4 separate regions of the Homo sapiens genome follow, and all the other regions are linked to region 1. A link is a contact called in ENCODE Hi-C data. All regions are on one chromosome and are shown on one strand. Each heading gives the region's core, a stretch centred on a gene start or an enhancer-like site at or near the end of the contact. The rest is flanking DNA. Distances are from core to core; before and after follow the strand shown.

Region 1 (6,328 bases), core at 1-2,500:
GTATTAACTGCTGTGAAAGTCATCCCCAATGCGCTCTCAATTGAGCGCATTGAATGAGGCTTTCCAAATTGAAGTGCAAGTTGCTGTAGAAATCCCAATGCATTCTTCTTTGAGATTAAAGCCCCAGAAAGAGCTGCATTTAGAATACACACACACACACACCCCTTTTCCCAGGGTTTTCTTGAACTACATTTGGAGAAAATGCTGCCCCACACAGACACACTTGCATTATCGCCATCCCCACCATTTCAGGTTCGGCTGCCCCGGAAGAGTCTGGTTAAAAAGAAAAGAGAGGAAGCGGGGGCTGTATGTTACGTTCGCGGTTTTGTCCCCCCAAAGTTTCAAGTACACATTACGCTCTGGCAGTCAGGACTTCCAGAGACGTACAGAGAAAGAAAGAAAGAAAAGGCGCGGGGAGCGGGCTGGAGGATTCTGCAAGCACAGGCCCCTATGGAGCGCCCGTTCGGGGGACGGGATTTCCCTCCCTTTCCCCTCCCCCGCCCGTTCGGAATTCCGCCCCCGCCGCGGGCCCGGAACAATGCAGCCGCCCGTCCCGGGGACCAGCCACTTACCACCCAGGTCAGTGCCCCGTTGCCGCCGCCCACGCCGGCTCCCGCGCCGCAGCCACCCGACTTGGCCATGGCGAGTGCCTCCAGCTCACAGGCCCTGAGGCCGCAGCCGCCGCTCCCGCCTCCCTGCGGGCCGCTGGGCCCCGCCGCTCCGCACCCACCGCTCCACTCGCCGCACTCCTAGCCGCGCCGACCCCCGCGCCCCATCGCGAAGATCCGGAGCGGACGTCCAGCCGAGCCCGCTGAGGAGGCCGCGCCGCCGGCTGCCCTCAAACTCGAGGCGCGGCGTCCGCGTCGCCCGGGCCTAGCGCGGCGGCTGAGGAGAAAGCAGGGAGCGACCGGCGGCGGCCGAGCGGCGGCGTTGCCTTCTCGCCCGCCCGCGGGCGCCGCTGCAGGCCGGGCTGAAGCCCGGGCGTGCGAGCCGCGAGGGCGGCCGGGGAGCCCGAGGCGCTCGGACGTGGCGAGGACGCAGAGGTGCCTTGTCCTTCTCACACTCCGCGAAGGCCAGCCACTCGAGTCGCCAGAGTAGTCGTCCCGGTCGCCGCCGCTGCTTCAAAGGCAGCCTTAGCCTCGCTGCAGCCCCGATTTCCTCACACACACACACCGAGAGGGACAATAAACAGAGCCGCCGCCGCCGCCGCCACGGTCACCTCCCTCTTGTCCGGCATAACACCGCACACACACATTTGCACACCGGGGAGAGAGGGAGGGCGCGGCGGCCGCCCCCGCTGTCAGTCAGCGCCATGCTGTCCAATCCGGGCCTTGTCGCCACAGCCTCTCGGCCAATCCCAAAATTCCAAGCCCCCTGGAGGGGCGGGACCCGAGGGGGGAAACGTCATTGCGGGTAGCAACCGAAAGGAAGACTTGGGGTTTTTGTTTGTGTGTGTGTCTGTGGGTTTTCCATTTGAAGGGAGAGCAGGGGCTGCTTCAAGGGTCAATTGAGGGCGGCAAAGGGAAAGGGTCGAATTGGCCTCGGGTCGATTGTAATCCTCCAAGCGTGCTGTTTACTCTGAGACCTAACCGGGAATCCGAAGCGTTTGCCTGGGGCCTCTAAGGATGAGGATGGGGGCGGGGTGGGGATGGGGGTGGCAGGAAGAAGCCGGGGGCCGTCCCAAAGGGAAATTATTTTAAAAGAGCGGTTGTAAACCGCAGGCAAGACGTTGTAGACCACTGGTGCAAGGAGGCCCCGTGACCCGGCCTCCCCAAGGGCCTAAGTGGACGCTGCTGTCGAAAAAAATCATCTCAGACCTTCTCCATCTCCTTCTTCCGTCTCCTCCCCTCACCCCAAAAGAGCATATGGTCAGTTTCAAGAAAACTACATATGAAAAGCTTAAATGATAAGGGACACACAGAGAATGTTCTAGGGAAAGAATGCAGGGTGGGTTGAGTGTTCTATTTCTACTCTTTGTTGACCTTTCTTCTCTGAACAATGCAGAGATGTCACTGTCACTTTTCTCATCTGTCCAGAACTGTGCCCCCTGCCTCTAAGAGGGCATGCTTAATTTTTAAAACTGTTTTCAGTGGAATTTTCAAATGCACAGTAAGGAATAATTTCATTCACATTAAAGCTTTCTAAGAATGAAAATTACCAATACAGCAACATCACAGTCTTTGGCAGATGGAAGATGGCTTTACTTCTTCCTGTTTTTCAGTGTAATTCCACTCAAGTATTTATTGGGCGCACACTCTGCCACGCTGTGCCAGGCTCTGCGATGGGTTCAAAGTAAAAACAAGGCCCCTGATTTCAAACCATTTATAACCTGGCTTGTGAGACAGACTAAAAGGGAGCCAACGATCACCAAAATGAGTACTTGAAGGCATGAAGTGCCACCAAAGAGTTGTGATGAAAGCTTTTTATAAAGATGAAAACAGTATTACTGTTTTTTGAAGAGGTGTTTTTGTGAACTTCCAACTGTGCATTTCCTCTCAAGGGAAAACAAAAATGTCTCAGGTCACATCTTTAAACTGCATTCTGAGTCTAGAGGTGGAGAACTCTGAAACATGGAAATAATTTAAACATAGTTTTTTTAATTAGCTCTCTGATGGCCATGTAACTTTGCCATACTAGGGACTTCAGAACAGTGAAGCCTTTCTTTACCTTGAACTTGGGGTGCAAACTTTTCTGAACCTGACCAAGTATCCATAGCCTTGTTATTTAACTTCCCTGAGCCTCAGTTTAGTGCTTGTTAAAATGATCTTGTGTTCTTACTGTGAGTTTGCATCTCCAAGTACACATGTATTTTGTTTGAAAAGGGGTAATTTTAAAGGCAATGAGTTTTTTTTATGAAGATGTACTAGGTAGAAGCTAAGCTATAAAATACATAGCTGTCTCCTTTTTTAAACTTAAGTTGTCAAAGCTCTTTATCTTCCGTTTTTGTTGTTGTTTTTAGAGACAGAGTCTTGCTCTGTCACCCAGGCTGGAGTACAGTGGCATGATCTCGGCTCACTGCACCCTCCACCTCCCAGGTTCAAGCAATTCTCCTGCCTCAGCCTCCCAGGTAGCTGGGATTACAGGCACCGGCCACCATGCCTGGCTAATTTTTTTTACTTTTACTAGAGACGGGGTTTTCACCATGTTGGCCACCCTGGTCTCGAACTCCTGACCTCAAGTGAGCCGCCCATCTTGGCCTCCCAAAATGCTGGGATTACAGGCATGAGCCACCGCACCCAGCCTAGGTTCAGATTTTGAAATGAATAAAACAATATATTCAAAACTCAAATAGATTAATAAAAATAATGTTCTTTTCACTTGCCTCATATGTGAGGCATTGAGTCCTTTTGTCTTCTCAGTATGAAAAAGCCTTTTAATAAGTGTTACTAGTTTTAAGAAAATACTGACTTACCCAGAAGAATTGCAAATAAGAATTGCTGAATATACATGAAAATCAACATTTTTAAAGCAGAGATTTGTGATGAGTGGAAGACGGAATCTAGATTAAAAGTATCTCAGCTTCTAAAGAATTGTCCTTTTTAACTGTGCAGCAGACTTAGCATATCTTTATGATAAAATTGATTGTACGCAACTTGAGCATAGCTTTCTCTTCTGGGGTAATGTGAAGTAATTTTCAATTAGGGGTGGATCACCTGAGGTCAGGAGTTCAAGACCAGCCTGACGAACATCATGAAACCCCTTCTCTACTAAAAATACAAAAATTAGCCAGGCGTGGTGACCTGTGCCTATAATTCCAGCTACTGGGGAGGCAGACATAGGAGAATCACTTGAACCTGGGAGGCAGAGGTTGCAGTGAGCCGAGATCGCACCACTGCACTCTAGCCTTAGCGACAGAGCGAGACTCCATCTCAAAAAAAAAAAAAAAAAAGCTTCTATATCAGGTTTGTCTAGTTTTAGATACTACTTTGTATGTATATATTACATATAATGACTTAATTTCTACCCCACAGCAAGCACTGACCAAAAGGAAAAACTAGAAATTAGTCATTTCTATAAACTGTATAAAGGTCTTTATTTAATCAAGATTTCTGAGTAGCTTCCATAGGAGCTTATCCTAACTACTTCAGAATTTCTATTTTTAGATCTTATATTTCCTTATTGTAGCAATGAAAAAAAAATTAAATGCCTACTGTGTTAGGTACTCAGGACCTGGGAATTTAAAAAGGTGATGAAGACGCATTTTCTGCCTTAAGTTCACCCTTGAATTATAGTTTCAAGCTAATCATTTAATTGAAAAGCAATTTTATATTTATTCATTTGCTGTTTAATAAACAATTTACCTCGCTTTGGGAGACCAAGGCAGGCAGATCACCTGAGGTCAGGAGTTCAAGACTAGCCTTGCCAAGATGGCAAAACCGCATCTCTACTAAAAATACAAAAATTAGCTGGGCATGTGCCTGTAATCCCAGCTACTCGGGAGGCTGAGGCAGGAGAATCGCTTGAACCCGGAAGGCGGAGGTTGCAGTGCACCAAGACTGCACCACTGCACTCCAACCCGGGCAACAGAGCAAGACTCCATCTCAAAAATATATATATACATAAAAAATAAACAATTTACCTGATGAGCCACACCTATCATCACACTTTATACACAGTAGGTAATTTAATCAGTAAGTAAATTATCCAAGAAAATAGCAACTCAAAACCATACTTCTAGGTATCTGCCAAAGTTTCAATAGTTTCCATTTAAATGTTGTGTATCATTCCAACACTGAGATTCAGTTGGGAGGAGGAGGACAAATCTTTAACCTCGGGAGCATTTAAAGAAGCTAACATTTGAATTCAAAATTCAATGTCTATAATTTCACCTCTCCCTTCTCATTGCATTAATTTTGTGGATCCTTACGATATACAAGGTTGCTGGACTAAGAAAAATTTTTAATGTCTGGCCTATGGTAGACTCAGTAAGTGATTGCCTAGTTAATGACTATTGTATGTTTAAATGTAATTTAGTTTGTTATAGTTCTTTAGAAGTGAGCTCAAGGAAGAAAAGTTACTATCAATGTGACTTTTTGGTTTTCAGTATTTCTCTAGTAAATATTATAGTACATTATTAACTCTGCTTCTTCTAACTATTTAATTGCTACAGTTTATAAGTATATTTTTACTTTTAAAATGATATTTAAGCACCAAAAGTAACAAGTGTTTGCGGATGGCTGAAGATATCAATGATCATATTCCTGAGTATTATTACCACTAGGAAGACAGACAGCAGGTAAAGTTCTTCAATTTCTACCTGCAATAATTACAGGGTACAGTATTTGTTTTGATTTTTTGTTTTGCAGGAGTTTGTTTAGATTGGTTTTGGTCAAATAAGCTACACTGATCTTCTGGTGACATTCTAATTATACAGACAGAAGGGACACTTTCACTTATATGATATAGCTCAATAATATTCAGGGTTCTCAGTAATTCAGGGTTCTCAATAATAATTCAGGGTTTTCATACAACGTGGAGAATAAAATTAGCATGTGTCTTAAGAAAGTTGCTCTTGGCCTTTGTAAAAATGTCTAATAATTGGATGGACTTTCAAAGATGCATCTTGTTTTGAGAAAATTCTGCTTTGGGGGACATTAGATGTTATCATGCACCTGCCCTTCACCAACAAGATACACAATCTATCATGTGTATTACTAAGTTGTATTTGAAGTTTCTGGTTGCCCACAGTCATCTGATATTGTTACTTCATAGGTTTATAAGACTCACATCTTAAAAAATGAGACAGCAGTGGCTTTCCCAACTCGACTGTTTTCATTTCAGAAGAGTAGGGAATGGCCGGGCACAGTGGCACTTGTCTGTAATTCTAGCATTTTGGGAGGAACAAAACAAAAAAGGTACCTGCAAGTTATGTAAGGTGGTAATTAAAAATCAAAAATTCGAAAAGATACCATCTTTTAGTATGCCAATTAATAACAGAAAATAGCAAATTATTTCTGTTTCTTAAGAATTAAGAGGTCAGCCCAGATGTCATATATAACTAGTATCTTTATCTATCAGCTTTCCTCTTTGAGATGATTGTCAAAATGTGGAAAGATCCAGAAGGAGGCTGAGAAATGCAGACTCTTTAAGGAATATATTTCCATTTTAAATGTTGTTTGGGAAAAGTAAAAGAGTAAGACTAGCCTATTCAATAAAGGGTATACCACACAGTGCTAGCTTGTCAAAGAGAGTGTCTGGCATACAGTTGGTGTTCAATAAATAATTGCTTTACAAAAGGATATGAGGTGTTATCAAGAAGCCTCCCTCAGAAAAATTTCATGCACCATCCATGGTGGTGCTGAAACTTGGCCATTTGAGATTCATTCTT
Region 2 (6,518 bases), core at 1,629-4,128, 8.1 Mb after region 1:
CAAAACACACAATTTTTGCCCTCATGGAGCTTACATTTTAGTGGGGAAGTCAGATAAAAATTATATCAACAAACAAAATACTTGCAAGTTAGGGTAAGTGTTATGAAGGAACTAATGGCTGCGCTAGAGGTTAACAAGGGAGGGAATCTACTTTAGATAGTATGATGATGAGGAGAGGAGACCTTTCAACTGAGATATGAAGAAAGGGAGAAAACATTCTAGGTCACATGAGGCAAGAAAGATCTTGGTGTGTTTGAGAAACTAAAAAGACCATTGTGACTCAGTGGTAACAAATGAGGAACAAGAGGCAAAATATGAAGTTGCAGAGAAAGATCATCATGTTGTGGCAGGGAGTTTGGTTTTCATTCCAAGCCATCAGATAGTATCACCTTAATCTTCCTTTGGTCAATGCCACAAAACTAACCACATCTATGTTAACTTTCTTTTCTCCGCCATCTGCCTCAACAAATGTCATGTCCCTCATCTTTCTGATGGCTAATCACTCCCTTTGTATCCTCCCTCCTCTGGTTACCCTTTCTCCTCTTTTCATATACTTTGCTTCTTCGTTATCTTCCCAATGGGTCAGTCCTGTCAACCAACCTACAAGACACCACCCATCCCCCACCCTCTTCCATGGGTTATCAACTGGTAATGATTCTACTAACCACTCAGATGTTCAGGCCCCAAAACCAGGACCTATCTTGACCACTCTCTTTTCTTTACTTTCCTATGCAGTTCATTGGTAAATTCTTCAGTTTTAAACTCAAAGATATTATCAGTTTGGTTCACTCTTGCTAATGTTAGCTTTCCTGATTTCGTCTTGATTTCTGAAATGGTCTCATGATTTGCCTCCTTGCCTCCATTCTTTCCTTCCTCTAATTTTTTCTTTATGCATCAGCCAAGGGTGGCTACTTATTTTAACATAGAATAGCTTAATTAAAATAAACAAAAATTTTTATAAATTGTGGTAAAATAGGCCGGGTGCAGTGGCTCACGCCTGTAATCCCAGCACTTTGGGAGGCTAAAGCGGGTGGATCACTTGAGGCCAGGAGTTCGAGACCAGCCGGGCCAACATCGCGAAATCCAGTCTCTATTAAAAATACAAAAATTAGCCAGGCATGTGGTGTGCACCTGTAGTCCCAGCTACTCAGAAGGCTGAGGCAGGAGAATAGCTTGAACCTGGGAGGTGGAGGTTGCAGTGGGCTGAGATTGTGCCACTGCACTCCAGCCTGGGTGACAGAGTGAGACTCTTTCTAAAAAAAAAAAAATTGTGGTAAAATAAACTTTTACTATAATGAAAGTAGTCTATGTGCTGCAAAAGTTACAATGAAAAAGATAGGCAAACACAAAGAAAAAAATACACATTTCCACTTCCAAAGATTACCAATACTAACACCTTAGGGTATAAGCCCACTATTTTTTTAGTTGTACATAAATACATATATGTGCATTTTTAAACCAAAATGAGATGCTGTAACATACTATTTCGTGACTTGCTCTTTTCAGTTAATGATCTTTTCCATGGCAATACAGTTCTATTTTATCCAATACTCAGTCCATCTACATTCATATTTCTTTAATGGTCCTGAAAATGCATTTTATAGACAGTCTGTTCAAACCAGGATCCAATTCAAACTGTTATGTCCCTTAAATTTCTTTTCATAAAGCAGTTGCTTTTATCATGACAAATTGTTGAAGAGATGGGCCAGTTATCCTGCAGAATGTTTCACCTTCTGGATCTGTCTAGTTACTTCCTCTGGCATCATTTAGTTTGTTCATCTATCTGTTGTATTTTTTATAAACTGTGTTAGATGCAAAGGCTTGACAGATTCAAGTTAAATATTTTTGCCTGGAATATACCATGATGATACTGTATACTACATCCCATCAAAAGACAAACTATCCGATTGAGCTACAACGTGGCCTTTAAAAAATGTAAATTATAAGTGTATATAGCTTCCTCTGCATTTATTATACAATACTAAACAAATTCTTCAACTTGGACAACAAGTTTCTGAATGATTTGATGCCTGCTTACTCATCCAACTTTATTCCATCCCATTCTATTTGTTTTTAAAGGTCTTGTCACATGTTTCGTTTCTAGTCCTGAAACATGGTTAAGTGCTTGCCTCCTAGGGCCTCTGCCGCAGGCTTTTGGTTTGGAGGCTCTCCTTTGCCACTCCACCCCTCTCCACTCTTCTCCTCTTCTGATATCAAGCATCTTCTCAAATTACAGGTGTCGTTTTTAATTTATTTAAAATTTTGTTCTTTCTACAAAACAGCAACCAGAGACACAGGTTCATTTTCAGTTAACCTACTCGGAGAAAACCTACTTTATCTTATTTAAATTAGGGTCCTCCAAGCGATCTTAACATCTCCTAAGTCCCAAGCACCCTGTTTTTTTCCTGATACTTTTTCCGTTTACCTTAAGGTCTGTGTCAACCTGACAGTAAGCTGCACGATGGCAGGGGTCTTGCCTACTAGGTTCCCTGTGCACAGCAGCCCGTCAACAGTAGTTGAATAAACATCATAGGTCACAATAACCCTGGGACTGCCTCTTGGGGAGGTAGCCGCAAACTCTCGCAGGTGGCAGTGACACCAGTACTTCTCCGGGGGGTTGTTCGAGTGGAGGAATACTCTTACGTGAAAGTGCTCAGTACACCACTGCGGCAGGAAGGAGGAAGGGAAGAATTCCAGATGGGGAGAAAGTAATATTTTGCAGCACAGTACAGGGTAAACTGGGTCCAGGTGGGCGTAGCCGCCGCGACACCTTCACGTGACCGCGGACAGCTTAAGGACCCCGCATCCAGTGCGCCTGCGCTGGAGCTCCCGGAAGTTGCCGGACCCGGAACGCAGGCGGAGCGCAAGTCTGTCAGCCAGTCAGTCCGCCAGTCCGCCAGCCCAGTACCTCTCTCTCCTCGGCCCTCGTAAGCTGTCCGCGGTCTGTTTGGCCCGAACGGCGGCGGAGGCGCTGATCATGGCGACATTCATCTCGGTGCAGCTGAAAAAGACCTCAGAGGTGGACCTGGCCAAGCCGCTGGTGAAGTTCATCCAGCAGACTTACCCAAGCGGCGGGGAAGAGCAGGCCCAGTACTGCCGCGCGGCGGAGGAGCTCAGCAAGCTGCGCCGCGCCGCAGTCGGTCGTCCGCTGGACAAGCACGAGGGCGCGCTCGAGACGCTCCTGAGGTGGGCGCGGGGCTGGGAGTGGGTAGGTTGTCTGCCAGCCGTCGCTCGCCGCTCCTCTTCCCGTCTCCCCCCTTCCTTCAATCCTGTAACCTGGGCGGAGCCGCCCCGTCCCGGCCTGACCAGGCGCGTAGGTGTGGTCTGCATTCTTTGCTGGTGAGCAGGACCCGCCCTGCAGGCCCGCTGTGACTGCCCGCTTGTCCTGCCTGCACGTCTGCTCTAGCCCTTGGTCGGCGAGGGCTCCGTGGATCAGATACCTGGGAGCAGCAGTCTGCCCTGTACTGATCTCTTTTGCCACATTTACTTAGAACTAGTCTTCACTTTTTTGGGTCTCTAACTGAAGCTTCCCCTTTCGCCCCATTTTTCCATCACTGTCTTTCTTGGGCCACATTTTGATTTCATAATAGTAGTTGCTTGAAGGCAGTGGGGGAAGTGGGGGAATTGGGACACTGGACCAAATGTCTGATCAGCTCATCACATTGTCCACATGAAATGGACCGTCTTCCTCAGTTCAAAATAATCAAATGATAGATGGAGAATTCTGAAAGTTAGGAGCTACAACTATTTGAAATAAAACTCTAGTTACATAGTTGAACCGTTCAAGGTAGGTTGTTTAAAAGCAGTTTGTTCACAAACAGATATATACACAGTAGAGTAAATTTGTTATTTTAGCAAACGCTTATTTAGCTCATGCTGATTTAATGAGGGTTCCTTTCATGATACTTAATAGTTATAAGAACATTTTTTACGATTTTATAGTTAAACATTTCTTTTGCATACCTTGTTAATCTCGTTTTCTCCGTATAGTATATTCTACTTGTTTCACAGGAGAATCACAATTGTATTCCAATCCAAGTAGCAGAAACCCAGGCTAAACTAGCTTGAGCTAAGAAAAGACTTATTCTGCCGGGCGCGGTGGCTCACGCCTGTAATCCCAGCACTTTGGGAGGCCGAGGCGGGCGGATCACGAGGTCAGGAGATCGACACCATCCTGGCTAGCACGGTGAAACCCCATCTCTACTAAAAATACAACAAATTAGCCGGGCGTGGTGGCGGGTGCCTGTAGTCCCAGCTACTCGGGAGGCTGAGGCAGGAGAATGGTGTGAACCTGGGAGACGGAGCTTGCAGTGAGCCGAGATCGCGCCACTGCACTCCAGCCTGGGCGACAGAGTGAGACTCCATCTCAAAAAAAAAAAAAAAAAAAAAAAAAAGTAAGACTTATTCTGCTAACTGAAAAGTCTAGGGATATTCCTTCCTTAGCTTTAGGTATCACTGGAGATCGTCTTGCCTCCGTGATGCTTCCCTCGAAAGCTTTGTTCATGTATTGAGAGGGATGGCTGTAGTGTAATAACAATCGTCCGCAACACTCAGTATCTTACAGAAGGGAGTGCTTTTCTCCTTAGCTCTGGTGGAAGTCCATGGGAGGCTCCTGGGTTTGTTTGCACCCATTTATGATGGTGGGAAATGGGCTAAGTTAATTGCCCTTATCTGAGTCATCCAGCCGGTTTAATTTCTCCTTACCCCATGGATCAAAGCAAGATGAGTCCGGACTGGGGAAGGGTTGGTTCTCCGAAGGAAGGGGTACTGAATAGATTGCTCAGAGGAATTAAGACCCCTTGGTGTCAAATTTTAGAGCTACAACTGTTGGGCTGCAAGGATCATTAGTCTAATAGCATAAGCATTTTTTTTAAAGTTAACCTAGAAATACTTAGCCATTCTTTAGAATTAACATAATTAAACAATTTCAAGGTAATTTTTATGTAGGCATGAATAGCATTCAGTGAGGATTTTCCATTAGTAATATTAAGAAAACATAGTTGTGGTATAATGAGCCCTGTGATAAAAATCTTGTTGAATATATCAAATTTGGTTCCAGCCCTCAGATTTGGGGTCTTCAGAAGCACTTGGTGCATGGGTTTTAAGCTAACAGACATGGGAGGTTGGTGGATAATGGTTTGGATACGGTTCTCCTGTCAACTTTAAAACTTAATTCATTTGTTCCTTCCTTTATTCTTTTTACCAGACTTAAATGTGTGAACTGTTCCTAGGTAGTGGACCTGTTGTAGATATAGTCTCTTTGAAACTAACCATGTTTCTTTAGTCACCTCTGTATAATCCCCTCCTGCCACATTAATTCAACAAATATTAAGTATTTTCACTTTTTGGGCTTCTAGAGGGGTTAGGGTAAGCTTGGAGATATTACTAAAGTTTATAATGGAGGTAGGTACAAAAGTTTTGTAGGTATATACGCTGTAAAATTAGATGTGAATCAGTTGTGTGATGTTCATTCAAATCCGGCAGAATATCTTATTTTTAATAATTATGTTTGGATAATTGTGTAAACTTAACATTAATTTTTTAACTTAATGAACTTTTTAAACTAATGAACTTTGAAAAACAGAGTTTAAACTAATTCCTAAATAATTGAAGCCAGCTTGATAAGTCCTGATATGCAGCTCCATATATTGCTCCAGTGATAGACTTGTTTTCTTATTACTAACTTGTAGGTGTTCTATTAAAATTTCCTAAAATATACATTTATGCATATTATAATAATGAGAATGAGTACTTAAAAACTCATTTGTTCTGGGTGTGGTAGCATGCACTCATAATTCCAGCTGAGGCAGAAGGATCACTAGAGCCCACGAGTTGGAGACCAGCCTGAACTACATACTGAGACGCTGTCTCAAAACAAAACAAAACAACAACAACAAAAAACCCTTTTATATGATACTTCTTCCTTTATAAAGTGGCTTTTACTAAAAATTGATTAGACCTTGGTAAATGGTGACCTAGGGTGATCAAATGGGAACCCTGCTGGTTTTTTATTTTTATTTTGTATTTTATTTGAAGCTCCAGATATACCATTTACCAGCATTGTGTAATTTCTTTTGTGGTGATCAGTTTCTTTAGAGAGAAAGCTTCTAGTCTTCCATGAAAAAGTCTGCTTATCAGCTTTCTAAATTTTATCCTGGGGAATGGAGGTTGGGGATCTTAACAATCATGTATGCAGTCTATCAGGTACATCTATTTTTAGTATGACACCTGCATTAGGGTTAGGTTCATTTCTGTGTGGTAGATCCCAAATTATCTGAGTTAAGATTTTATTTTGTAAAAAGTTGGCAGGTAGGTAGTTCTGGTAGCCCAGGGCTGGTGTAGTGTTTCTGTGGAGTTAATTGGGGCTCAGATTCCTTTCAGCTTTCTGCTGTTTGAAACCTAGAATATTGTTCTCAGGTCCAGGTTGCAATCATATCCAAGTTCCAGGTAGTAGGATGGAGAAAGGCACGGGGCTCGCCCTTTAGGGTGTTTCCTGGCAACTGTTCCACAACACCCTG
Region 3 (5,840 bases), core at 415-2,914, 5.7 Mb before region 1:
GGATTAGACTTCAAATTTGGGGATTAGATAATTTGTTGATAGAATGGACAATGGTTTGTGAGGAGAAGAAAGAGGTGAAGCTGATTCTGCAGTTCCAAGTCTGGGTGACTGGGAGGATGTTAATGCCAGTCTCTAAGCAGAAGCAGGTTTGGAGTGGAATAGGTTTCGTTTTGGGCATACTGTTGACATGACAAAACTGATGTCACATATCCTATTTCCTGACTCCTCCTGGGATTGTCCCAGAGCTATTACCATGATTAATAGTTCATATTGAACAACTCCTTGAGAATAAAATGCCACAGGTATCATTTACGTATGACACATTACGTTCTTCTGGCAACTAGGTAGTTGATCTGAAAGACGGGCTGTTCAAAGTTCAAATCATCTTAATTGCACAATGCCGCCGACTGTACGCCCATAAGATACCTTAACCCGGTACACTTCAAAGACAATATTCTCGCCCTTACAACAGAGCTATACATTGTAAACTGCAAACTGAAAAGTAGCCTTTATTCTGAAGGAAAATCAATTTAATATTCTTCCACTAAATTATCAAAACAATTTTTTTGGCGGAGGCTGGGGAGGGGGTGGTGGCTGAAGCCTCGCCAGAGACTGAATGTGGTGTGGGATTCAACTAAAGCAGCACATCTTCAGTAGGTCCCCCGTGGAGGGTAACGAACATCTTGGGTTGTCTTTCACCAGAATTGTGTTCAACAACTCACGTTCTGGAGCCAACCCGCCGCAGATCAGAATCCAGCTTCTGCACCACACAGCCGTGATCTCGGACAAGTTACTCAATCTCTTGTGTCTCAAATTCTTTACCTATAAAACATCTACAACTAGAACTGAAGACTTGGCTGCCAGGCACTGGGCTAGACATAGATTTACAGCGGTGAGGACCACCAAGGGGAGCTAAAATTCGAATGTAGGGAACAGACGATTAACAAGTTAGTTTCAGAATGAAAGACTCGAGTGTAAGAATTCAATGGGATAATTCCTGTAAAGCGTTTAGTACAGTAAAGAGCGAAGGGAAATTCTGAATAAAAGGCAGACACTATTTTAGGATTTGGCCTTCCCCGCCCCCTACCAAAACCACGTAAACTCTTAACAGAAGCGACTTCTTATTGTCAGGCGCCTAAAGGCGGCTTTTGGGATAGGGAGGGTCCTTTCTTCCTCCTTGGGGTAAATGCGATTTAGCAGCCTTTACCGACCTACCCAACCCCAGGGCCATTTTGTGGGAGGAGGTTCTCTCGTGCTAGACAAGTTCCCTCTAATAAAGCCCCTTAGCCGAGATGCCAGGATTGGGGTTAGGGAACCTCGCCGCTCCCACAAGGGCTGGGCACAAAAAACAAACAAAAAAACACAAGTTATTTTGATCTTCCCCCAAAGAATAGTAAAGGAATTTCCCCCGACCCCGGCCGCCAGGAGCCCAGAGACCCCCCAGCCTAAATAACAATGGCGCTGGAGAGGGCGTGGCCGCGCGTACCTGGGGTGGGGGAAGGGGAGAAAGGCGGCCAGTTCGGATCTGAGCCACTCGCAGGGTCACGTGACATCCTGCCTCGCCCCGCCCCGCGAACAAACCTAGGCGGGGAGGGATTCGGGAAGGGGCGAGGAAGCGGAAGGAGCAGGCGGACTGGCGATGATGGGAAGTGACGAAGTGGCGCAGTTCGCTGCGTGCAGCGACGTGGCGGCGGGGCCGGCACCGGGCAGCGGAAGTGGCTCCGGCGGTGGGACTTGAGTGTTTGTGTTTTGGTTCGTGAAGGAGCCGGCGGCTGGCCTTAGGGGAGGAGGCAGAGGGAGGAGGAGGAGGAAGAATTAGTCGGAACTCCAGCGCCGGCGGCGGCGGCGGCGGCGGAGGAGGAGAAAGGAAAGAGGAAGGGGGAGCGGCGAGAGGCGGAGACGGAGCCCGACAGGGGCGGCACCACGGCACGAGCCCCGCACAGTCCAGTGTGAGGGGAGCGGCGCTAAGAGCAGGCGACGCCGCCGCCGCCACCACCACCGCCATAGATACACTCTCATCCTACGGGCCACGCCTGGGCCTTGCTGCCAGGAAGCTTCGGCCCCGCAGCTCGGCTTGCTGCGGTCTCAGGTAACCGAACCGCCCCTCCTCCTGCGCAGCGGGGGCCTGGACCCCAGGTTATCCGCGGTCCCCAGCCTGTCCGCGGCCCTGCCGGTACTGAGACCCCCCACCCCTTCTCCCTCACGCGCAGCAGTGCCCTGGACCAGAGAACTATCGAACCCGGCGTCTTGTTCTGCCAGCCCTGGTGACTCATCCTCCAGGGGCTCTGGAGACCGGGATTTGGGGACTGACTGAGGGAGCGACGGGTGTCACCCTTTCCCTTCTCAAGATGGCGCCGTGGAAAGTGTACTGGAGGCCGCGGTTCCGCCTGGTCTCCGTCCTGGCAGTCCTGGGGGTCTCGGTCAAAGCAAGGCAGGTTCGGGGGAGGAGGTTGGAAAGGCCAAGGGACCTGGCGAGTGCTGCTTATCCAGGCGATCTGTAGTTGGCTATTAGCTACTCAGGTGCTCTCCAAGCAGGAACCTGGGCCTACTGCAGGTGTCAATGTGGGGAGCTCCGCCTATCTTCAACTTCCAAAGATGAGTAGTGTCGGTGGGTGGGAGGCTCGTCAAAATAGGCTGTCTAGAGACTTGTTTTCTGTTTGGAAGGTAGTGAACTACAGCGTTAAATAAATTCAAGATAACAGGACCGCTGAACTCCTTCACTGGGTAGAGACCATGGAACTTGCTCTGGCGTTATCTTCCCTGGAAGCTGCTTACCTCTGAGACTTTCAAACTTGTTAAGTTCTGAACGTCATAGTTCACATACTTGGTTTTTGTCTTGCTTAAATGGAATCAAAGCGTTCAATCAGTTGCCTTTCACATAATAAGAAAAAAACACTTGTACACCTCTGGGAATACTCAAGACTGCTCATAAACTTTATTCCTAAAGTAAAATGGAAGTGATAACTCAGCATTTGTATAAACAAAGTAAATGGAACAGTGCCTGGCACAAAATAAGTGCCCAGTCAATTTTTTGATCAAAGAACCCTTAGAAGGATTTTAACTATAGAATGAATAACAGTTATTTTCAAAAGATTACAAATGTATATTATGCAAAATTCTTGTTTTGCAAAACAGAAGTTTCAGTAAGCAGTGAATACAAATGAATGCACGTAATTTTTAACCTTAGTGTTATGCTAAGTGTATATTTACCATTAACTTTAGTTATTTCCTGTTTGAGATCCTTAGGGGGAGTAGCCACAATTAAGTAGCTTTAAACCTTAAAAGTCAAAGTGAAATCAGAATCTTGTTTGATTTTTTTTTTTAATGGGAGTCTGATATTTTCCCTAAAATTTTGGAAGTGCCGTAGAAATTTGGAGCATATTGTCCTTGATAAGTAATTTCTTGTTTTCTTAAATAAAAAGACAAATGGAAAATGTTTTGATTGTGTGTAATATCTGAAGATGTATTGGTGCATTTTCAGTATATATGATGTTCTATTGATATTTTATCATTTTCTTATCAAAGGAGCACATTATTGGCAATTTCAATCCCTACTATGTATATTAGAGATTGTTTACATGTATTGTTTTATTTAATTGTCACATCAGCTATGCAAGTTAGATATTATGGGAATAGAAACTTGGAAATTAAAGAGTTTGCCCAGACGGAAATTGGTATAGCCAGGATTACACCCCTAAATCTGGTATGTTTGTGGAGGAGGGGGCATTTTTATTTATACCTTGTTATTTGGAAGCAACTCAGATATTACGTCAATAAATCTGTAAATATTTCAGTATGTAATGGTAAAAGATAAGGACTCTAAAAAGCTGGTGTTTAGTTAAGGCAAGGAGGTAGTTTCATTGCCTTAAGAACTAAGATCTCGTGGACATGTTAGGGAATTCATTATGAAGAGCGTATTATAAGCTCATTTTATGGGAAAGGCATATTTCTTTCTTTTGTTTTTAATATAGAGACAGGGTCTCACTGTGTTGCCCAGGCTGGTCTCAGAGTCCTCCTGCCTCACCCCCAAAGTGTTGGGATTTACCGGTATAAGCCACTCTGTCCAGTGTGAAAGACGTATTTCTTATATGAGGTAGCTAAATGAAATATAGCAGGGTTTTTAGAGAGGGAATCATCAGGTTTAATATATTAGCATGTATTCGGATTTTGATTAAAGATAGAAGGAAACTGTTAAGATTGGTTTGTGAGTGGATTGAAAAAGGTTCTTCAAATATTCACTAATTCCTTAGAGATTAAAAATTAGCATAGAAGTCGCCATTCAGGCTAGATTTCTTTAATGTGTTGTTTAAATAAAAAATAATGGCCTGCAGGCTGGGCGTGGTGGCTCACACCTGTAATCCCAGCACTTTGCGAGGCTGAGGCAGGAGGATTGCTTGAGCCCGAGAGTTCAGGATCATCCTGGGCAACATAGCAGTTAAGTGTCTCTACCAAAAAATTAGCCTGGCATGGTTCTGAGCGCCTGTAGTCTCAGCTACTCAGGAGGTTGAGGCAGGAGGATTGCTTGAGCCCAGGAGGTCTAGGTTGCAGTGAGCTGTGACCACGCCACTGCACTCCAGCCTGGGTGAGAGAGCAAAACCCTTTCTCCAAAAAAATTTTTTTAAAAATGGCATGTATATTGTTCGTCTAAAGACTACAAAAAAGTTACAATTATTGTAAGTAAATAAGTCAGTAATAATCACCACATGGAGAACAACTGTTAGCATTTCTGTGTATGGTGTGCTTGAGCAGATGAGGAAACAGTTTTAAGTCTGCCGTTAGGCACACAAACCTGGGAGACTGAAAATATTTGTTGTCCAAAATTACCATTAATTAAATGAAAAATGCATCGTTTAACAGAAAACTTCAAATAATACTAAATTTTAGGATCTGTTCTAAAAGTTTCCCATTTATTAATAACATAATTTTTCTCAAAACAATGTTAATCCAAGTAGCCTGGCTACAGAACTTGAACTCGAGTCATCTCTCAGGTTGCCTGGGTTTGAAACTCGGCTCTGTCACTTCTGTGACAATAACTGTGTGACCTCAATTAAGCTTCTTAACATCTCTGTGCTTGTTTCCTCATTTATAAGGATTGTAATAATATCTCATTTTATAGGATTGTTGAGAAGTTAAGTACTTAAAGCACTGCCTGGCACAAACTTGAAGCTTTGAGGTTAGCCTTTAAAAAAAAAAGTAATTTTGGACTCACATCCTATACCTTTGAATTTCCTTTAAAAGATAGTGACATAATCTAAAGGGCATTGAAGGTCTAGTAGAGTTTAAGATAATCATGCTATAGGCAATATTTAAAGTGATTAATAGTAAATTTGCTTTACTGATTTGTATATTTAATTCATAATTGTTTCTTTACAGGTTTCTTTACCTCCAGAAAGAAGAATATTGGCCCCTTGAATTCTGGAAGTTCATTGAAGAGTCTGAAATTAGGGACTTATTTCAAATTTGGACATGGCTAGTCGAGGCGCAACAAGACCCAACGGGCCAAATACGGGAAATAAAATATGCCAGTTCAAACTAGTACTTCTGGGAGAGTCCGCTGTTGGCAAATCAAGCCTAGTGCTTCGTTTTGTGAAAGGCCAATTTCATGAATTTCAAGAGAGTACCATTGGGGGTGAGATTTTCTTTTTTCCCTGCTTCATTTAATCGAATCATACATTGACAGAAAATATTTTGATGTTCCAATTGTGTGATTATGAATAGCTAAATAAGTCATAGAGTGAAGAAAAGAGCTGTTCAGCTTACCTTAGCTTTAAAACTTGCCTTTATCTTTGTTAAAATGATGTGTTTTTATATTTGATTGTTTGGTTAATCCCTTGTGGTTA
Region 4 (5,986 bases), core at 2,044-4,543, 8.1 Mb after region 1:
TTACTGCCACCACATTTAGAATAAAATCCTATGACTTTACAGCTGCTTCCTCAACTTCGTCTTTCTTAACACCTCACTCATTTAAACTCTAGCCAGGCTGGCTTTATGTTCCTCAACAAAACTAGGGTCTCTGAATTTGCTGTTTCCTCTGCTTCAATCATTCTTGACTCTTATGTTTCTTCAGTGTCTGCACTCACATGTCACCTTTCTTGACCACCCAAAGTAGAGTCTCATAATCATTTCATACCATGTTGATTTACAAGCACATGCTATCTGAAATGATCTAATTTCTATACCTGTCTACCTCTTTCTAATGCAATGGCAGGGATCTCACTTTCCCATCTTCTGTTAAGTCACCTTCTCAATGAGGTCTTTAACGACCAACTATTTAAAATTCCAACATATGCATCTTGCCTAGTATTCCCTATTCCCTTCATTGTTTTTTTCTCCAAACCACTTATCACCATCTAACACACTATACATTTTATTTATCTTTCCTGCTTATTCCTCTCCTCCTACTAGAATCTAAGTCCACAAAGACAAGGATTTGTCTTTTTTTCACATTGTATCTGCAATGCCTAGAAGAGTAAGTTCCTGATAATAATAGGTCATCGATAAATATCCTAATGCAGCTGAATGAATGGGCCTTGTCTTGTTCAAAGCTGGATGGATCCTTAGCATCTTGAATACCCAGCATACAGGAGGCACTCAAATTTACTAACACAATGACTGTTAAGACACTCAGATTCTGAAGTACTACCAATTCAAAGAAAAACTGTATTTTGTTCAGTATAAACTGAAATTGAAGTATGATTCTATTTGTATGTTCAAAAGCTCCTATGACACACTTTTTAAAACAGTTAAGTATGTTTTATTGTATCTTAAGTAAAAAAAAAAAAAAAAAAAAAAAAAAAAGATTACCCAGTTGGGTAACTTAGCTTATAAAACTTAAAGCAACAGATTAATTAGAATGCCCTTTCCCTAGCAATGTCAGAAAAGTTTCTATGCTATAGAATTCAACAGAAAGGGAAGAACTAGTGATTTAGGAAAGAGAGCAGAATTGATGGATCAATGTCCTTGAGTAAGCAAGAAGGCATGGAATCTAATACTTTCGTGGAGGGAATTGCATAAATGAGGAAAACAGGCAATTTATCTATTCTAACAAGGAAAAAGGAAGATTATATGGTCACAGCTACAAGGAAGTGTATAGACAGGTGGTGGGAGACTATGGCAGTTCTCTTCTGACTGCTGAAATTGTCTTGGGCTACATTATCTAGTGAGGAGCATGGAGAAAATACGTAGTGAAAACAGAAAAGAACCCGGATGAGACCCCTGATGGATTCTAACTCTTAAAGAACAGTTAAAAACACAGCACCGAGTAGAAGTAGGGCTTAGAGGCATAACAGAAAACTAGCATACTGTGGTATCACAGAATATCAGCGTGATTGCTCAACTGTCATTCACTGAGGTACATCTGAGGAGTGAAATGGCCCAAAGCCAATTCACAACAGCCCGTGTAGAAGATGGCACACCAATCTTAACTTCGGAAGGGGTGCAAACATTACCAAAGCGCTGTCTTTCTACAACAGTCTATGCTGTAGCATAAAATCAACTATCTTGAGTGTGAATATGTATATGCCTTTCTTACAGAGTAAATTTAGCTTGTTTCTTCCAAAGAAATAATCTCCCAAATGGTAATGATATATTATTAAATTACCTTTTCCCCAAACGTTTTAAAAATAATAATCAAGAGATGGTATGTAATGAAGCATCGACGTGGGTAACTCTCAAACTTTATTGTCCTTGTAAAAAGTCTAACCTTTCCAAAACTCATCTGGGCTTTACCATTAAATCTGCGTCATAATTCTAGAGTTTGTCTTTCTTCTCTTTTTGAATAAAAGGTTTCAAAGTACAGCCTATTCGCTGGATCATGAGAATATGTTACTAAGAAGAATCACTTCATCCATGGGAAGCTGCAGTCAGCATTTTAAAGCAACACTGCCACCAGAAGACAAGAAAGAAAAGTAACTACTAACGACTACGGGGCAAGTTAAATACAAAATATTTACCTGGCCTCCCAACGCGGCTACATTACACCCTGCCTACCACCAACTCTTCAGAAAGGCTCATTCTTTCTCGCACCTCATCTTTGTAACTTTTTCCCCCCCAGCATTAGCCTATCTACTAAGACACATCAACCTAAAATCGTATCCTAATGTCCTATCTGTTGGTCTGGGTAGTGTTTACACAGGTGAACACAAATGTCGAAGTCTTTCACTGATTTTTTTTTCAAAATAAGTGATCAACATTGTGTCCTAGTAACTCCGCAACGTGTCACGGAATCGCTGAATTTGTCATTGTCCACAAGTGTAGAAAAATGTGGTCACAAGTCAGTCCTCGGCTCGCGTACGAAGAGGCGGTCTGCCCAGTGGGGACGCGGGACCCCCCTGTTTCCCCTATTTTTATTTATTTTTTACTTTTTTTGAGACAGAGTCTCACTCTGTCGCCCAGGCTGGAGTGCAGTGGCTCGATCTCGGCTCACTGCAACCTCTGCCTGCTAGATTCAAGCGATTCTCCTGCCTCAGCCTCCTGGGTAGCTGGGATTACAGGCGCCCGCCACCACGCCCGGCTAATTTTTGTATTTTTAGTAGAGACGGGGTTGCACCATGTTGGTCAGGCTGGTCTCGAACTCCTGACCTCGTGATCCGCCCGCCTGTGCTTCCCAAAGTGTGTTTCCCCTCTTAAGCAGTGGTTCGGACGGGAGCTTTCCCGGCCCGGCGCTCGCGTCCGGGATTAAAGGGCTGCCGCGGAGGGCGTGACCAGCCCAGCCTCGCCGCCGTCGCTTACCCGGTAGTTGCTCGAACCCACCCAGCCGGTGAGCGCGTCGACTGTCTTGCCTAGGCGGCCCAGGTCCTCCTCCAGGTCCGAGATGGCGCCGGGGGCGCCAAGGTAGAGCAGGAGCTCCTGGCCGACCTGCAGCCGGCCGCCGACGTCCTTCTGCTGCACCTGGGCGCAGAAGTACTCCATGCTGCGGGGCTCCATGGCTGCGGCCGCCCGCCCGCCTGCCAGTCTGTGAGCGGCCAACTTTCGCCGAGAGCCGCCCAGCCTCCAGTGCGGGTCCCCGCGGGAGCGGGCGGGACTCACTTAGCCCGCCAGGGGCGCGGCTTGCGGGGCGCAGCGGGCGGCGGGAGGAACGCCAAGCGCCCAGCCGCCCCCAAACTAGTCAAACTCGGCGCCCCCCGATCCCCAGCCCGCTTCAGAGGCCGCGGCCGCGGGCGACGTCAGCACGCGCGTGACGTCAGCACGACGCCGGCGAGGGCCCTCCAGTCCGGCTAGCGTTTTGCTGCGGAGGTGGTGGAGGTGGCTGCGGAAACCGCTGGGAGCGATAGGACCTCTAGGGAGACTTGGGGTCCGAGTTGGGCCGAGCCCCCTGGGAGGCGGGCCGTTCTTTGCTAGCCGCTGTCAGGGCACCCTGCCCTCGCCCTGTGAAATGTGGAACGTTTCCAAGTTTGCCTCCACTTGTATTCAACACTTAGGAAAGTACTTGGCATCCCCCTTTCCCGCCCCCACTGCCGGTTTAAAAAAAAAAAAAAAAAAGAATACACTCCTGACTTCTGCTTCCAGCCACCACCACAGTCACTGTGTAATACTTAAAAAAACAAAACAAAACAAAACTTAGGTTTGCCTAAAGTAAAACGCACAGATTTTCAGCGTACACTTCATGAGTTTCGGCAAATGTATTCACCCGTGGAACCGCCACCCCAGTGAGGGTACAGCACGTTTCCAACACCCCAGGAAGTCCCAGGACACTTCCCAATTATCTGCTCTTCCCTAGGCAATTCTAATTTGATTTCTAGCATGGTAACATAGTTTTCCCTGTTCCTGAACTTCATACAGTCTGTGCTTCTTTGGAGTCTGGTTTCTTTTAGCATAACGTTTGGGGTCCATCCAGCGCTGTTGGTGTCTCAGAAGTCCATTCCTTTTTATTGCTTTCCATTCTGTGGAATCACTACCATTTGTCGATCCATTCACTTGTTGGTAGATATTTGGGTTGTTTCCTATTTTTTATAATTATGAATAAAGCTGCTACAACGGTTAGTGCACAAGTTTTTGTGTGGATATATTTTCTTCTCTCATGGGTAAATAAATACCAAGGACTGGCATTACTAGGTCTTGTAAGTTGTATGTTTAACTTTAGAAGAACCTGCCAAATTGTTTACCAAAGTGACTGGATCATATTAAATCCCCACCAGCAATGCTTGAGAGTTCCAGTTGCTCCACAATATTTGATATGGTCAGGGTTATTAGTTTTAGCCATTCTGGTGGGGGTAAAGTTGTCTAATACATTCCAAAAGCACACTGTGTTTATCTTCTTGACAATTATTCCCAATCACAACAAAATGATTATTTATGTAATATCTTTCTCTTCTAATACACAGAAAGCTCCAGGAACCTTTGTGTTTTCCTAGGGTGGTGCCTAGCAAATAATGGGTGGCCAATTTAAGTTAAATGAGTGAATGAATTCAACAAAAATTGATATTTGAAATATTCACAATAACTAAGAATAAACAAACTCAAAATTCAAAGAAATTGACTGTTTTCTGTGTTCTTTTTTCAGTATTTCTGTGTTTCACATTGTATTGAGTTTGTAAAGTTTCTTCCATCTTTAATTGGTTGTAATTTCCCTCAGACTATGCCTCAATCAAGTAAACTATGTGTGATGGTTAATTTTATGTGTCAACTTGACTGGGGCAAGAGATGCCCAAATAGCTGGCAAAACATTATTTCTGAGTGTGTCTGTGAGAGAGTTTATGGAAGAGATTATCATTTGAATTGGTGAGCTGAGTAAAGCAGATGGCCCTTCCCAATGTCAGTGGACATCATCCAATTCGTTGAGGCCTGAACAGAACACAAGTGTGGAGAAAGGCCAAATTCACTCTCTCTGCTCGATCGGAAACATCCATCTTTTCCTGCTCTCAAAGATGGGTGCTCCTGGTTCTCAAACTTTAGTATTCAGACAGAAACTTATATCATCAGTCCTCCAATTCTCAGGCCTCCAGACTAGGACTGTATTACACCACCAGGTTTCCTGGTTCTCCAGCTTGCAAACAGCAGACATGAGACTTCTTGCCTCCCTTAACCGTGTGAGCCAATTCCTATAATAATTATCCTCTCATTAGGCCAAGTGCAGTGGTTCACACTTGTAATCCCGGCACTTTGGGAGACTGAGGTGGAAGGATCGCTTAAGCCCAGGAGTTCAAGACCAGCCTGGGCAACAAAGTGAGACCTTGTCTCTCCAAAAATAAAATCAATAAATTAGCCAAGCATGGTGGTGCACACCTGTGGTCCCAGCTACATGGGAGGCTGAGGCAAGAGGATCACTTGAGCCCAGGAGGTCGAGGCTGCAGTGAGCTGTGTTTGTGCCACTTCACTCCAGCCTGGGTGACAGAGCAAGACCCTGTCTCAAAAAAAAAATTAAAAAATTAAAAAAAATGATTCTCCACATATCTATCTACCGGTTCTGTTTCTCTGGAGAACCCTGACTAATACATTATGGTAACTATTCCTTGGGTTTGAGTGTCCAAAGGTTCTGTTCTTAAAGGGTTGCAGAAAGATATAAAAAGAGGATCCTATCCAGAAGAACTTTACACTGTAATTGCTGGTGACCAGGTGCAGTATGTGGTATAGAAAAAAAAAAATGCAGGAGCCCTGGATTCTAGGTTCAGCTCTACCTGTTCCTGTGACCAAAGGTGACTGCTGCTCTTCACCCTTGGTTGTCTCTATTCCCTTTCTGAACTTAATGTAAATTGAAAATCACACTAGGTCATTTTTAAGTTATAAGTTAACTAAATCATCTTTAGGAGTAACTCTGGAAGAACCTGTAAAATTATTATTAATTATCATTTATTGTGTTTTATTTTTAGTAGAGATGAAGTTTCATTGTGTTGCCCAGATTATTCTCGAACTCCTGGCCTCAAGCAATCCT

Evidence for each region. Hi-C counts contacts between places; a loop is a spot of excess contacts on that map. Pooled maps may share reads with other maps.
Region 2: a loop to region 1 is called in a pooled map, with 5 times the contacts of the local background. The contact joins the promoter of PDCD6IP here to the promoter of TOP2B in region 1. A Hi-C loop is called at or near these places in 2 of 50 pooled maps.
Region 3: a pooled map shows a loop between it and region 1 (17-fold over the local background). The contact joins the promoter of RAB5A here to the promoter of TOP2B in region 1. A Hi-C loop is called at or near these places in 10 of 50 pooled maps.
Region 4: a pooled map shows a loop between it and region 1 (5-fold over the local background). The contact joins the promoter of CLASP2 here to the promoter of TOP2B in region 1. A Hi-C loop is called at or near these places in 2 of 50 pooled maps.

What each region holds. Positions count from the first base shown.
Region 1 is chr3:25,663,657-25,669,984 of GRCh38, forward strand. TOP2B (DNA topoisomerase II beta) reads right to left here and starts at 1,251. Exons shown (of 36, transcript NM_001330700.2): 1 at 573-1,251. The coding sequence starts at 641. It overlaps MIR4442 (microRNA 4442), which reads right to left and starts at 1,283; the gene lies at 1,217-1,283. RefSeq lists enhancers at 1-30, 988-1,551 and silencers at 318-506, 461-820.
Region 2 is chr3:33,795,752-33,802,269 of GRCh38, forward strand. PDCD6IP (programmed cell death 6 interacting protein) reads left to right here and starts at 2,879. Exons shown (of 18, transcript NM_013374.6): 1 at 2,879-3,186. The coding sequence starts at 2,978. PDCD6IP-DT (PDCD6IP divergent transcript) reads right to left here and starts at 2,768. Exons shown (of 2, transcript NR_183731.1): 1 at 2,644-2,768; 2 at 1-2,271. RefSeq lists enhancers at 2,746-3,095, 3,042-3,575.
Region 3 is chr3:19,945,433-19,951,272 of GRCh38, forward strand. It overlaps RAB5A (RAB5A, member RAS oncogene family), which reads left to right and starts at 1,665. Exons shown (of 6, transcript NM_004162.5): 1 at 1,665-2,089; 2 at 5,374-5,629. The coding sequence starts at 5,467. It also overlaps a transcript of EFHB not described here. RefSeq lists enhancers at 546-1,147, 1,558-1,727, 1,653-1,822, 1,684-1,733, 2,254-2,303 and 1 more.
Region 4 is chr3:33,714,961-33,720,946 of GRCh38, forward strand. It overlaps CLASP2 (cytoplasmic linker associated protein 2), which reads right to left and starts at 3,294. Exons shown (of 39, transcript NM_001365631.1): 1 at 2,848-3,294. The coding sequence starts at 3,042. RefSeq lists a silencer at 3,026-3,365 and an enhancer at 3,566-3,655.